Regions from separate parts of the Homo sapiens genome. Here region 1 is linked to region 2. A link is a contact called in ENCODE Hi-C data. All regions are on one chromosome and are shown on one strand. The core of a region is the stretch at or near the end of the contact, and the rest is flanking DNA. Distances in the headings are between cores, read along the strand shown.

What was found. A loop is a pair of places that touch in the nucleus more often than their neighbours do. Pooled maps may share reads with other maps.
Region 1: a loop to region 2 is called in a map of CD8-positive, alpha-beta T cell, with 14 times the contacts of the local background. The contact joins the promoter of PLXND1 here to the promoter of LINC02021 in region 2. A Hi-C loop is called at or near these places in 2 of 168 maps with a recorded cell type or tissue (CD8-positive, alpha-beta T cell and naive thymus-derived CD4-positive, alpha-beta T cell) and 7 of 50 pooled maps.

What each region holds. Positions count from the first base shown.
Region 1 is chr3:129,603,227-129,609,332 of GRCh38, forward strand. It overlaps PLXND1 (plexin D1), which reads right to left and starts at 3,450. Exons shown (of 36, transcript NM_015103.3): 1 at 2,103-3,450. The coding sequence starts at 3,413. RefSeq lists enhancers at 1-701, 1,694-2,686, 3,679-4,671, 4,672-5,662 and silencers at 1-274, 3,409-3,468, 3,619-3,778.
Region 2 is chr3:130,108,393-130,113,940 of GRCh38, forward strand. LINC02021 (long intergenic non-protein coding RNA 2021) reads left to right here and starts at 3,315. Exons shown (of 3, transcript NR_146653.1): 1 at 3,315-3,420; 2 at 4,230-4,352. It overlaps LOC124909432 (a long non-coding RNA gene), which reads right to left. Exons shown (of 3, transcript XR_007096083.1): 3 at 4,968-5,241. It also overlaps the pseudogene FAM86HP. RefSeq lists enhancers at 2,386-2,575, 2,676-2,725 and silencers at 3,726-3,775, 3,846-4,015.

The sequences.
Region 1 (6,106 bases), core at 2,200-4,699, 510 kb before region 2:
AAGAGGCCCTTCGCCACTCTGTCCTGGGGCTGTGTCCCTGGAGAGGCCCTGTCCCCTTAGGTAGAGAAGCTCCAGCCCCCCTCAGCTGGGTGAGTCACTGCACCGAGGGAGCGGACCGTGGGAACCAGAATGGTTCTTGCCAGAGGGGGAGGGAACCCTGGGCTGGCCTAAGGAATCCCACAGATCAGCTTACACCAAAGGGCCGAGACACAGGGCCTGAAACTACTGGAGGAAGGCCCTCAGTCCACAGGACACTTCTCTCCATTCAGCGACTCCCCACTGAGACCCCCAGTGCCAAACACAGTTGCCTGCGAGATGAAGCTCTGGGGTGGAGATGGTGGATGAACCAACCATGGCACAGGGCAAGCAGCCCCACCACCCTTTGGACTGTCTGCCCTGCTCACCCACCGTGACCTTTACTTTCAGGGTGGCCGGCCAGATGGTGGGCAGTCGTGGGAGACCGACCTCGACCTTGGGAGAAGGAATCTGCATTTTCTCAAAGCCCCAGTGTTGGGCCCGCCCACAGAGGAATGGTTAATCTCATGAAATTCTTGTCACAGCCATGGAGAAGGGACAGGGTGGGGCCCCAAGGAAGGCTTGGGTCACCACAAGAAGGCTGAGTTCTGCATTTTGCTGATGGAGATGCAGCTTCCTAAGGGAATGGCAGGCAGTGGAGCTGAAGTGGGCTCGCCAGACTCAGATGGGTGGAGGGTGTGGGAAAGGCCCCAGTGTCATTCTGGGGCCTCATTCCTCAGGGTGAACTATGGGGATCAACAGACCCAGCTCCCAAAGCCAGTGTGAGGAGCAATCCCTTGCCATGAACTTCCTTTCAGGGAACCACACCAAGTCCCCTCCCGCACCCTTGTCATGTCAACACACATGCTGATTCCGTCAACCTGGCCCCCCTTGCTACTGCCCAACCCAGCCTCAGACACCTGGGCCCCATGCCTGCCTGTACTCCTCCTCATTCCCCACTGAGCCCCACGGCCCTCTCCTGCCCCCAAAACACCCCTGTTCACATCCCTCCATTCTCCTGGCCCTGGCATCTGCCCACCCCAGCTGCCTGGGACGCCCCCAAAACACACGCACTCTGAGATCCAAGTCCAGAAGGCAGCAAAGGCTGGGCATTAAAAACACAGATGCTGAGGCCAGACAGGCTGGATTCAAATCCACCTCTGCTAGTGCCCAACTGTGTGATCCTCAGCAAGTTGCTTAACCTCTCTGTGCCTGTTTCTTCATCTGTAAAATGTGATGAGAATAGAGGCTACCTGAGAGGGTTGTTCTGAGAACTGGGAATTGTGACATGTGATGCCCCTAGCTGGCACTCCACAAGTGCTATTGTTTACCCCAGACTCCCACACCTGGTACATACTAGGTGCTCAGGAAATATTTGCAGAATAGGTGAATAAAAGTTGGCCTCAGGCACACACCTGTTTGCCAACCATGCAGCCTCCTCAGAGTACCGACTCATGCCCAAATACCTGCGTCCCCTGCCACGCACATCCCACTGCACACCTAGCCCTGTCCCGTTGTACCAGTGTCTGTGCAGTACACCTGTCTGCCCTGTGCGTCTTCAGGCCCCAGCTTGCTGGCACACAAGTCCATGCAGACATCTGCAGGGCCCTGGTGCACACCTGTGTGCCTCCTTGCACACCTGCCACACCCATGCACCCATCACCAACGTGCAATGGTAACTCTGACAGGCTCACGCAGTGGCCCCAGAACACAACTTTGGTCAGGCATGCAGTCACTTACTGCGCCCTCAGCATGCACCTGTGACCCTCACGTGCATACCTGGGCTTTATGCGCACCTGGGTACCTGTGGCAACTTGGACCCCTCCCAGTACGCCTAGGTATGCGCGCCCATGAGCCGGCACTCACTTGAGTCCCTGCACATGCCCACCTGGGCCATACAGGCGCCAGTAGTACCCCTCGGGGGACACCTGTATTCTCGCGTGCACACCTGGGTTCCACGTACATCTGGATCTCTGCGCGCTCCCACCTGTGACCCACTCAGCTCACGACCCGCTCGGTTCCCGCCCGCCCCCGCCCCCGCCCCCGCCGCCGCCGCCGCCGCCGCCGCCGCCACCGCCCGGGTGTACCTGGATGTTGAGCTTGCGCTCACAGGCCGGTCCCGTGCCCTGCACCACGCTGTCGAGCACCGCCACCACGTCGGGCGCCGGTTCCACGAAGCAGGCGGTGCGCGCAGCTCGGATGGCGGCTCGCACGTCGGCGAAGCGGAAGGCGCAGAGTGCGGCCGGAGCAGCGCGGGCCGCGGGGGACCCCTGGGGCCGCTCGAAGACAGCAAAGAGCCGCTCCCGGGCTGGGAAGACCGACACCAGGCGGCTGTAGAGGTCGCCGCGGCCCGCGCCGCCCGCGCACTGCAAGCCCAACTGGATGTAGGACTCGGTGAGCTTCTTGGCGTCGCCGCCGGCGCCGTGGGGCAGGCAGATGCGCGCCAGCAGGCTCCGCGCCTGGCTCTCCTTGTCGCCCGCGCGCGCCTCGCTGTTGAGCGCCAGGTACGCGTAGGACTGTGCACCCGGCGGCGGGTCGGACGGGTGCAGGAAGGCGCTCACGAAGCCCAGCTTGTGCTGCTCCTTGGCGCCCTGCTTGATCTTGAGGATGTTGTCGTCGGAGGGGTTGAGGTCGAAGGTGAAGAGCTTGGCCAGGTCGCCGCGCGTGTCCAGGGAGCGGATGGCGATCTCGGGCGTGTTCTCGAAGCGGTGGTCCTCCAGGCTGCGGTTGCGCGGGAAGAAGGAGCTGCCGTAACCGGTGTACGTGGCGCCCACGAGCAGGCGGCTGCCCCCCGCGCCCGCGGCGGGAGGCAGAACTAGCCCCACGGTGGACGCGTTCGGGTGGTTGGCCGCCACGTTCAGCATGCTGGGGAACACCGTGACGGGCTCGGCGGGCGGCGCGGCGGGCGGGAAGCGCACGGCCACGGCCGAGATGTTGCCCCGGCGCCGCAGCTGGCAGAAGCCCTGGTAGATGGACCCGCACACGACTACCAGGCCCTGGCCGGGGTCCAGCTGCAGGATCTTGTTGTAGTTGTCCGTGAGGCGCCGCGGGTGCTCGCACGAGGCCTGCGGCAGCTGCGGAGCGTGACACAGCGGGCTGTCGGGCACCGGGCCCACGGCCGCCTCGGCCTCCAGGCTCAGGTTGGCGCCCGACAGCTGATAGAGGCGGTTGACGGCCGCCAGGTACACGGTCCCCGCCGCGCCGTCCAGGGCGAAGTTGTTGGTGGGCGTGGGCGAGGGGAACCGACGCTGGATCTCCAGGGCGCCGGCCCGCGCCGCCCCCAGGAGCAGCAGCAACAGCAGCGGCACCGGGCACCGCGGCGGCGTCTGGAACGGCGGGGGGCTGGCGGCGGCGGCCCGGGCGCTAAGGGGTGCGCCGCCCGCGGCGCGAGGAGCCATCCGGGCGTGCGCGGGCTGCGCGGCGCGGCGAGTGCATGGGGCGAGGCGCGGCCGGGAGCCGGGAGCCCGGAGGCGGCGGGAGGCGGGGGGCGGGCCCGGGCCGCGATGCGCTTCCTGCCCGCGCCAGCCGCCCCCGACCCCGGCGCCCGGGCCCGGGTCAGCCTCGCCGCGCAGCCCGGGGGCGGGGCGGGGGCGGCTCCGCTGCGGACACGCCCTCACTCCCCGCCCCGGCCCCGCCCGCCCCCGGGACCCCCGCCTGCCCCTGGCCGCCCTGGGCCACGCCCCGCCGTCCGCGGGTCCCGCCGCCCGCGCCCTCCAGGACCCGCCCGCGGCCCCAGGGTCCCTCCCCGTAGCCGCCGCCGCCGTCGCTCGCTCTCCTCGCTCTTTCCTCCCACTTGGCCGCTTGGCCTGCCTCGCTCGCGCCTGTTTTCTCTTTTCCGCCCTCTCCCCCACCCCGTCTCTCCCTCTCTCTGCGTCTCTCGGTCTCTGCGTCTCTCCGTCTCTGTCCCCACCCCAAACTCCGCGCGTGTGGCGCTTCTCCGGGTTCTGCCTCTGCTTCTCCTTCTCCCTCCGACTCCGCTTCGCTCTCCAGTCCCTGGCAGCCCCGCCCCCGGCCCTTTCTAGTCTCCTTCTCTCTCCTGCTCCGTTTTTCCGTCCCTGACGCTCGCTCCCTCTCTCCGTGGCTCCCTCTGCCTCCCCCTCGGACCCTCCGTCCCTCTCTCGGTCCCTCTGAGCTCCCCTTTCCTTCTCCCTCTGCCTTCCCGAACCCTGTGTCTCCCCTCCACACTCAGCCTCCCTCCACCACCTTTCTCAGGCACTGTCCAGGCCTTCGCTCCCCCGGTGCCGGCCAGTCGGGCCCCCCAGACCCCATAATCTGTCCCCCAAACCCCAGACCCATAAAAGGGATTTACAAGTGGCAGGGCCAGAGGGACCAGTGCTCAGGGTCAGATATATAAATGAGGAAAACATGGAGAGAGGAAATAGTTCCAGCCAGTGGCCCACAACCGATAGCCAGAGCAAGGCCTTGGTCCTGGAGCCCACAGTTGCCTCCTGTGGAGACCCAGCCGCACCCCCACCCCTGGCACCCCCGCCAGGCACTTTCCCTGACATCCTCCCAGGCTTAGTGGAAGATTAGTCCCACAAAAGCCGGCACTGGGCAGGGTTCTTGATCTCAAAAGCAGCGTTAGGGGCAGGCAGCCTGGTTCCAAGGTCACAGCCCTGTGAGGACCATGCGCCGTGGCTGTTTTGCGGGGGTGCTCACACAGGGCTAGCCCGTGCCAGACACTGTGCCAAGCACTTGCCATGTACGGGCTCTCTTTTTCCTCACAGATTCCCCCGAGGCGAGCGCTATTGGTAACCCATCTTCCAGATATGGAAACCAAGGCTGAGGGGAAGGGACTGGCCCAAGATGCACAGCTCATGAGGAGCAGAGCTACAGTGTTTGAAAGCAAAAGCCCTTCAGCTCCGACCTCTCAGAACGGGGCCTCCCATCAGACCCCCAGCTTCCACAGGGTGCCCGGTGGGCCTCACTCTGAGAGTAGCGGGACCTCATTTTCCTCTTTCCCACCCAACCAGGAAGGAAGGGCAGGGGTGTCTGTGCACCATGGGGCCGGCAGGAAAGGCTGGGCCTGCAGCCGCCCCCCACTTCCCTCAACACCCTCGCCTTCCTGCCATCCTGCCCGCCTTGTTCCAGACCCCTCAGCCCTGGTCTGGCCACTGCTTTGATGGCCGGGAGTGTTGAGCTGCAGGAAATTGGAGGCCCCCTCCCAGGCCCATCCACCCACCAAGAGCCACTCAGGGGACTGCCCGTGGGACTGTGTCCCTGTCTTCCTCTCTGGATGGAGAAGGCGCACATCGTGCCACCCGTGGGGGCCAACTGCAGAGCCCAGCAGGGGTGCATGGGGCCTGCCTCCATGCCCCTCCTCCTCACTCACATCCTCAGTGCCCCCACCCCAGTCCATCCGCTGGTCTCTCTGTCTTATCTCTCTCTCTCCTGCCCCCACCCATCTCTGTTCCTATCTGTCTTGCTCCTCCCGTTCACTCTCTTTGTCTCTCCTTCTCTCAGTGTCTTGCCCCCTTCCCTTTCCACTCTTCATCTGTCTCTCTGTGTCTCTATCTCTGTCTCTCTCTCTGTCTCCCTCCCTATCCCTCACCCCCACTCCCTCTCCAGCCCCTCCTCTCTTCCTTCCTGTCTCCCGCTCATCTGGTTCATCTTGCTGCATCCTGCAGCTCCCCCCACTGAGCCGTGAGGATAATGCTCAGTGTTGTCTTAGACCAGCCTGTGGTGATGATCCTGGGCACTTGGGACACAAGCTCCCTGCCAAGCTGAGCAGTGGGGTTTAGGAGCTCTCTAGGTGAAGGGTATTCGGGTCTGAGTATCCTCACATCAACTGGAGGTGAGAAGTGCTGTGTGGTCTTGTGCAAGGCACTCACCCTCTCTGAGCCTCAGTTTCCTCAACTGTAAAATGAGGACAATCGTAGCAGAACACCTGCCCCTGGGAGGGTGTGAGATGGAGAATATAACATAACAGGTGTCAAGCACAACAAGGCTCTTAGCAAACACCAGTTTCTCCCCGCCTTGTGGCAGTGAACCATGACCCCTGAAGCCCATGTTAGAGCCAGGAGTTGGGGTGGGGGGCATTGCAACTAAAGACCAGGGCTCCACCTCCTGTCCTGAGCCCCAATGTGGCTAG
Region 2 (5,548 bases), core at 2,065-4,564:
CTCCATGCTCGAAGCCCTGACCTACTGTATTGCCCCGAAAGTCTTCCCTGCTGTGGCTGCATCTTTTCCAAGTGGATCATCTTGGTTCACCTCTAGCACAGGAATTCTTCACTGGGGCTCCTAGGATGGGCTGGGTGGGTGGGGGTGGAGGATGTCTGCCTCCCCTGAGTTTGTATGGAAAATGTATTCTTCTGGTGCACTTCTTTCTGGGAGGGAGTCTATTGCTTTGTCTTTTCTGAAGGGCTCATGGCCCTTCGAAGGTGAAGACCCAGGATGCAGGGTGATCTGCACTTGGCCCTCAAGGCCAAGGTCACGCTGTGGCTGGGCCGGGTGGTGATCCTGGCTGTCACCTGCATGCAGATGCACTTGAGTCCAAACCCCACCCTGGGCAAAGCAAGGGCCCATTTAGGTCTAGAGGAGACAGGAGTGGGCAGGACAGGCCTCAGGAATGCAAAAAAGAAAGTCTCTGAGCATCCACCAAATGCTAGAAGCTGTTTTGCACCTGTCATCTCTGTTTTTGCTGAGGATAGTTTAAAAAACATTCCCTAGATTTCCCCCCTCATGCAGATTTTTGTATATTCTGATGTCTTTGTCTAAGTCTTAGATAGAAAACAAAAGCGCAGGAGCTGTCGGAGGTGCTGACACCTACCTGCAGTGCTGACTCAATGGTTTTGTTCTTTGAACAGGGGTGTTTTTAAAGAACCTGTGGTTCTTCTCTCAGGTCTTCCGGAGAGATTCAGGAGGCAGGGTCATGAGTCCCAGGGACTCTGGAATTCTTACCTTCTGCAAAATATCCCGCAGCAGCTCAGAATCTGATGAGTCTCTTAATTTTGCTTCTAAGCTCCGTGTGGACGGGAGAGAGAGAAATCTCAAGGGCGCATTCACAGGAACATTAAAACACGCAATAGAATGTGTTGGCAAAGCGCTATGTGATCCCTCCCTGGGGACGCGGAGCCAGTTGGAAGTGGAAGCCACAGCGGCTGAAAGCCTGACCTTCAGATGTCGCAGGGTGCACCTGGATGAGTCACAGGAAGAAGGCTGACTCTTGGCCGCATTAGTCCTGGCTACTTAGCGGCCACCCGGGTCATGGGCCAGCTCCCTGGTTGCACTGGTCAGCCAGGAATTACCAGGGCAGCCATGGCACCAAGGTTTGATGGGCTTGCCATCTGAGTTTAAGTGGAAATGCAGAATGTGCCCATACCAGCCTGGGTTACATTGTCCTCTTACAGTGGCAAGTCCAGCAGCAAGCTTTGGCTCCCGAGTTAGGCAGACTGTCTCGGCTGGTATGTGACACACAGCAAGGCACTTCATTGCTTCAGAGCTCCTTCCATGCCATAAAAGGCCCTACAAGACCTGGTCCTAATCCCTCTCTCTGGCCTGTTCTCCCTCACCCCTGGCCCACACTGCTCACTCCACTCCAGCCACACTGGCTGCATTGCTGTTGTTCCTCAACCACAGCTGGCTTGTTTCCACCACAGGGCCTTTGCATATCCTGTTCCCCAAACCCTTCCCATGGCTGGCTGCTTCACCACTCAGGCCCCAGTTCAAATGCCACGTCTTTGGGGAAGGCTTCCCTGATTCCCCGACTTTAGTGACTCTTCTTCCCAGTTGGTCCATTCACCATTCCCCTGTTTTCTTGGCTTTAAAGCCACTCTCATCTGGTCTTTTCTTGTTTATTCATTTATTTGTTTATTCTCTAGCTCTCCCATGCAAGCAGAGCCTCATCTATCATGGGTACTGCTGATCCATGGTGCTTGGCTCACGGAAGGCATTTATTAAACATTTTGAGACTGAATAAAAACACTAGCTAACACCGACATGCATTTGCCATGAGCCAGGCACTGATCCACAGGCTTTTGTACTCAACGCTGACAACAACCCTAAGAGGTAGGTATCATTATATCAACCATTTTATTAATAAGAAAACAACAGCACAGAGAGATGCAGTCACTTGCCCAAGGTCACACAGGGCCAGGGGTTGGGCCAGGATTTGAAGCAGGCAGGCTGTCTCCTGGGTCTGAACTCTCAACTACTACACCCTAATCAAACAATCCCTCTGGTCAAATGTGAGTGATAATAATAGTACCCACCTCGTGGGTGTTGATGGTGAGCCCAAGTTAGCATTCAGCGTGGGCATGTGAACAATTATAGTCAATACTGAATGGAGACCTATGATGCTTTTATGAAGGTTTCTATTTTGGGTTAAAAATGCACAAATTTCTCCTGACCAGAAATGATCTCTGAGTGCTAAATATTTCATGTCAATGGAATAACGCAAATGATTAAGCAACACCCCATAAAATGGGGCAGACCCAGGGAGGAATATATATCCAAACTGACTCATCCCAGTGAGCTCACCGCACATGAATTACAAATGGAGCAGGGTGCATTAAGCCCCTCTGCTGGCAGAAGGGAGGCTGCTGCCTGCCATGCGCCTGTGCTGAGAATGGCAGGTCCCCAGGGAGAGGAGAGGCCACCCCCTTCTCTGTCTCTTCCATCACAGGAGTGAAAGCCTCAGCGCATGAGCTGATTCTGTGCAGTGCTCGACATACAGATGAGAACACTGAGGCCCGAGGGACAGCCTTTGACCTGGTCACCGTGCTCAGGAGGAGGTGGTTACCCGCGGGCCTGAGGGTGCTGACTTTTTAGAATGGGCGAGGGCAGCTGTGTCCCAGTGACCAGAACGATTACTGCCTTTAAAAAGTCATGAAAATGATCGTGAACTGTACCCCACACCGAGCGCGCGTCTGCCCCCCAAGACTGTGGAGACGCCCCCAGCTTCCGCCGCCAGCTCGCGGGGCAGGAGGGGTGAGAGCGACTCTGGCCAGGCCCCAGGGACGGGGACCGGGTCTCGTGGCCCTGACCGGGGAGAGCCCAGGAACTCACGTGGCAGGAGCGCCGGGGGTTTCAGCAGGGAGACCCATCCCGTCTGCCCCTGGACTTCCGCAAGCCCCGCAGGCCTCTCCGCTCGCCCCGCCGCCCACCTGCCAGGGGAAGGAGCGCAGTGTGCGCGCCGCTAGGAAGCGGCGCTCGAAACTCTGCAGCAAGAGTTTGGTACCCGCGTTCTCCTCAGGCGCCATGACGTGGGCGGGGCCGCAGCGTTGCCAGGAGACCGGGCGGAAGCCGGGCCTGGACTGAAAAGGGGGCGGGCCCAGGGTAGTGCGCGGAGGCAGAGAGGTGGCGGGGCCTAGGGGTAGGGTCAGGAGGAGCGTCCTGGGGGCGGGCGCTAGGGCGGGGCCAAGATGAGCTTAGGAGGGTGGGGCCTGGGGTGGGGCCAGGATGAGCGTCATGAGAGCGAGGCCTGGGGTAGGGCCAGAATTAACGTCGTTGGGGCAGGTCCTGGGTAGATTCCAGGTTGGCGGGTCCTGGGGCGGGGCCAGGATAGGGCGATCCTGGAAGCTGGGCTTCGGAAGCGTCCAGGTTGGTGGCGTCCTGGAGGCGGTGCCTTGCGTGAGGGCAGGATAAGAGTCCTGGAGGCGGGCATTAGGGCGGGGATAAACGCCATTGGGTTCAGGAGGCGGGACTCGGAGCAGAGCCCAGGAGACAGGTCCTAGGGCGGGGCTAAGGCCAGACCCAGAGAAGGGCTCAGGAGGCGGGGCCGGGGCGGGGCGTTGACTATGTCTTAGCACATGGCCAGGCGGTGCGCGGACTCTGGGAGGCGGAGCTTAGGACGGGCCCACGTGGGGAGGGGCCCAGGGTCCGGGAGGCGGGGCGGAGTCCAGGCTGCGGGCTGCGCTCAGGAGGCGGGCCCTGGGAGGCGGAGCTTAGGGAGGGGCCGGTGTCGGGAGGGACCCAGGGACTGGGAGGCCGGTCGGGGCTGGGCTCAGGGGCCCAGACCTAGCTGGGCTTGGGGCGGGGCCGAGACGGAGCGAGGGGTCCAGGGTGTGGGAAACGGGGAGGGGTTTGAGGAGGGGATCGGAATGTGGCTCAAGTTCGGGAGGCGTTACCTGCGGAGGGTTTGAGGCAGGTCCAGGAGCGAGCCCACGGTCTGCCGACGCGGGGCCAGGGGCGGGCCCCAGGATCCGGAGCTTCGGGCGGGGCCGAGTCCGGGTTTGGGGCCCGGGAGGCGGGGCCAGTTAGAGCGAGGGTCCCTGGGATCGTCAGGTCAGGCCTTGGGCTAACGTAGGCACTCGCAGTTCCTCCGCCTTCAGGAAGGTCTTTTTAGCAGGGGCCTTACGGGTGCGCGCTTCGGTCCTGGAGGCCTTATCCTAGCCTCCTCTCTCCATCAGCGCCACCCGTCTGGGGCCCAAAAGGAGGGAGCTTTACCTCTGTCCCCCAGCCTTTGGAGTGTCACCAAACAAGCCATTCGTTCACCAAATACTTATTAAGTGCCTGACAACGGAGATGTAACGGTGAGAAAAACTCGGTGTTGTCCAGGCCCTCCAGGGGCTCAGGGGCTCGTGGAAGAAGTGGACATTGAAGTATTTATCACACAAATGAGTGTAAAAGTACAATAGCATATCTGCCACGAAGGTGAGCAGACAGAGCTAGCGGGGCTTGCAGGAGGAGTTTTGATCTTGCGGGGACAGGAAGGAGGAGTTAGCTCCTGCGGGGTGGGATTGGGGGTTGTGGTGATATAGACGTGGGGACAGAGTGGAAAACAACAAAAATATAATTATTTTAGTTCAAAGTTATTGTGTCTTGAGTTGAAAGGCAGGGCAGTTAGCAACACAGTTCAGATTTCAGTACTGTCCCTGAAATCTGAACTGTGTTCAAAGTCTAAAACGTTTACCTTAGCAAATTCCTCATAAAACTCCATTTGGAAGAGTCCCGAGAGCTAATTTGTTAAGTATACTTGCAGAAGGTAGATGAGGAGACAGATTAAATCTTATTACCTCTTTCAGATGAGAGGCACTTGAGCCCTGCTCAGCTATGAGAATAAGAGGGGGAATTAATTCTAATTGAATACACTTGTTCTCTTATAGCTGTTGTTCCCCACCAGAACCAAATGAGCGCAAGATCTGACAAAGAAAAAAAAAGGTTCATCTTTTATTCCCCCATACCCTTTCATTTAAATCAAGAGGATGAGATGTGGTTATTGCTGTGTTTTTAGGCAGAATCAACGGTTTCTGGGTCTGAGATGTTGCATACACCCTCTCAGTCCCTGTAGCCTGAGATGGAGTCACGTGAGAATCCACAGCAAGTCCTAACCAGGGATGGGTCTGGGTGATTAAGGAAGGTTGGCTTCAGAACTGGGCCAGGGGCACTGCTTTGCTTTTGCTGTTTTGATCAGCTCTCTGCCTGCAGGAGACAAGGAAAATCAATGGGAACAGGTTAGTTATACTCAGAAATCCTGGGCTTATTTTATTAACTCACATAATAGCTATTAATTGTCTTTCCTCCAAGGAGCAAAAGGGCATATACGGTCAATGCCATAGTAAATAACACTGTATTATGTTATACTAAAATATTAATCTAGGTTGGTTCAGTCTTTCCTGATTCCATAGATTGGAAACGGATTGAAGAAGGACGCTAGTGGACCACAGAGCTGAGCCATGCACACAGAAGAAATCTTTTTTTCTTTTTTTTTTGGAGATGGAGTTTTGCT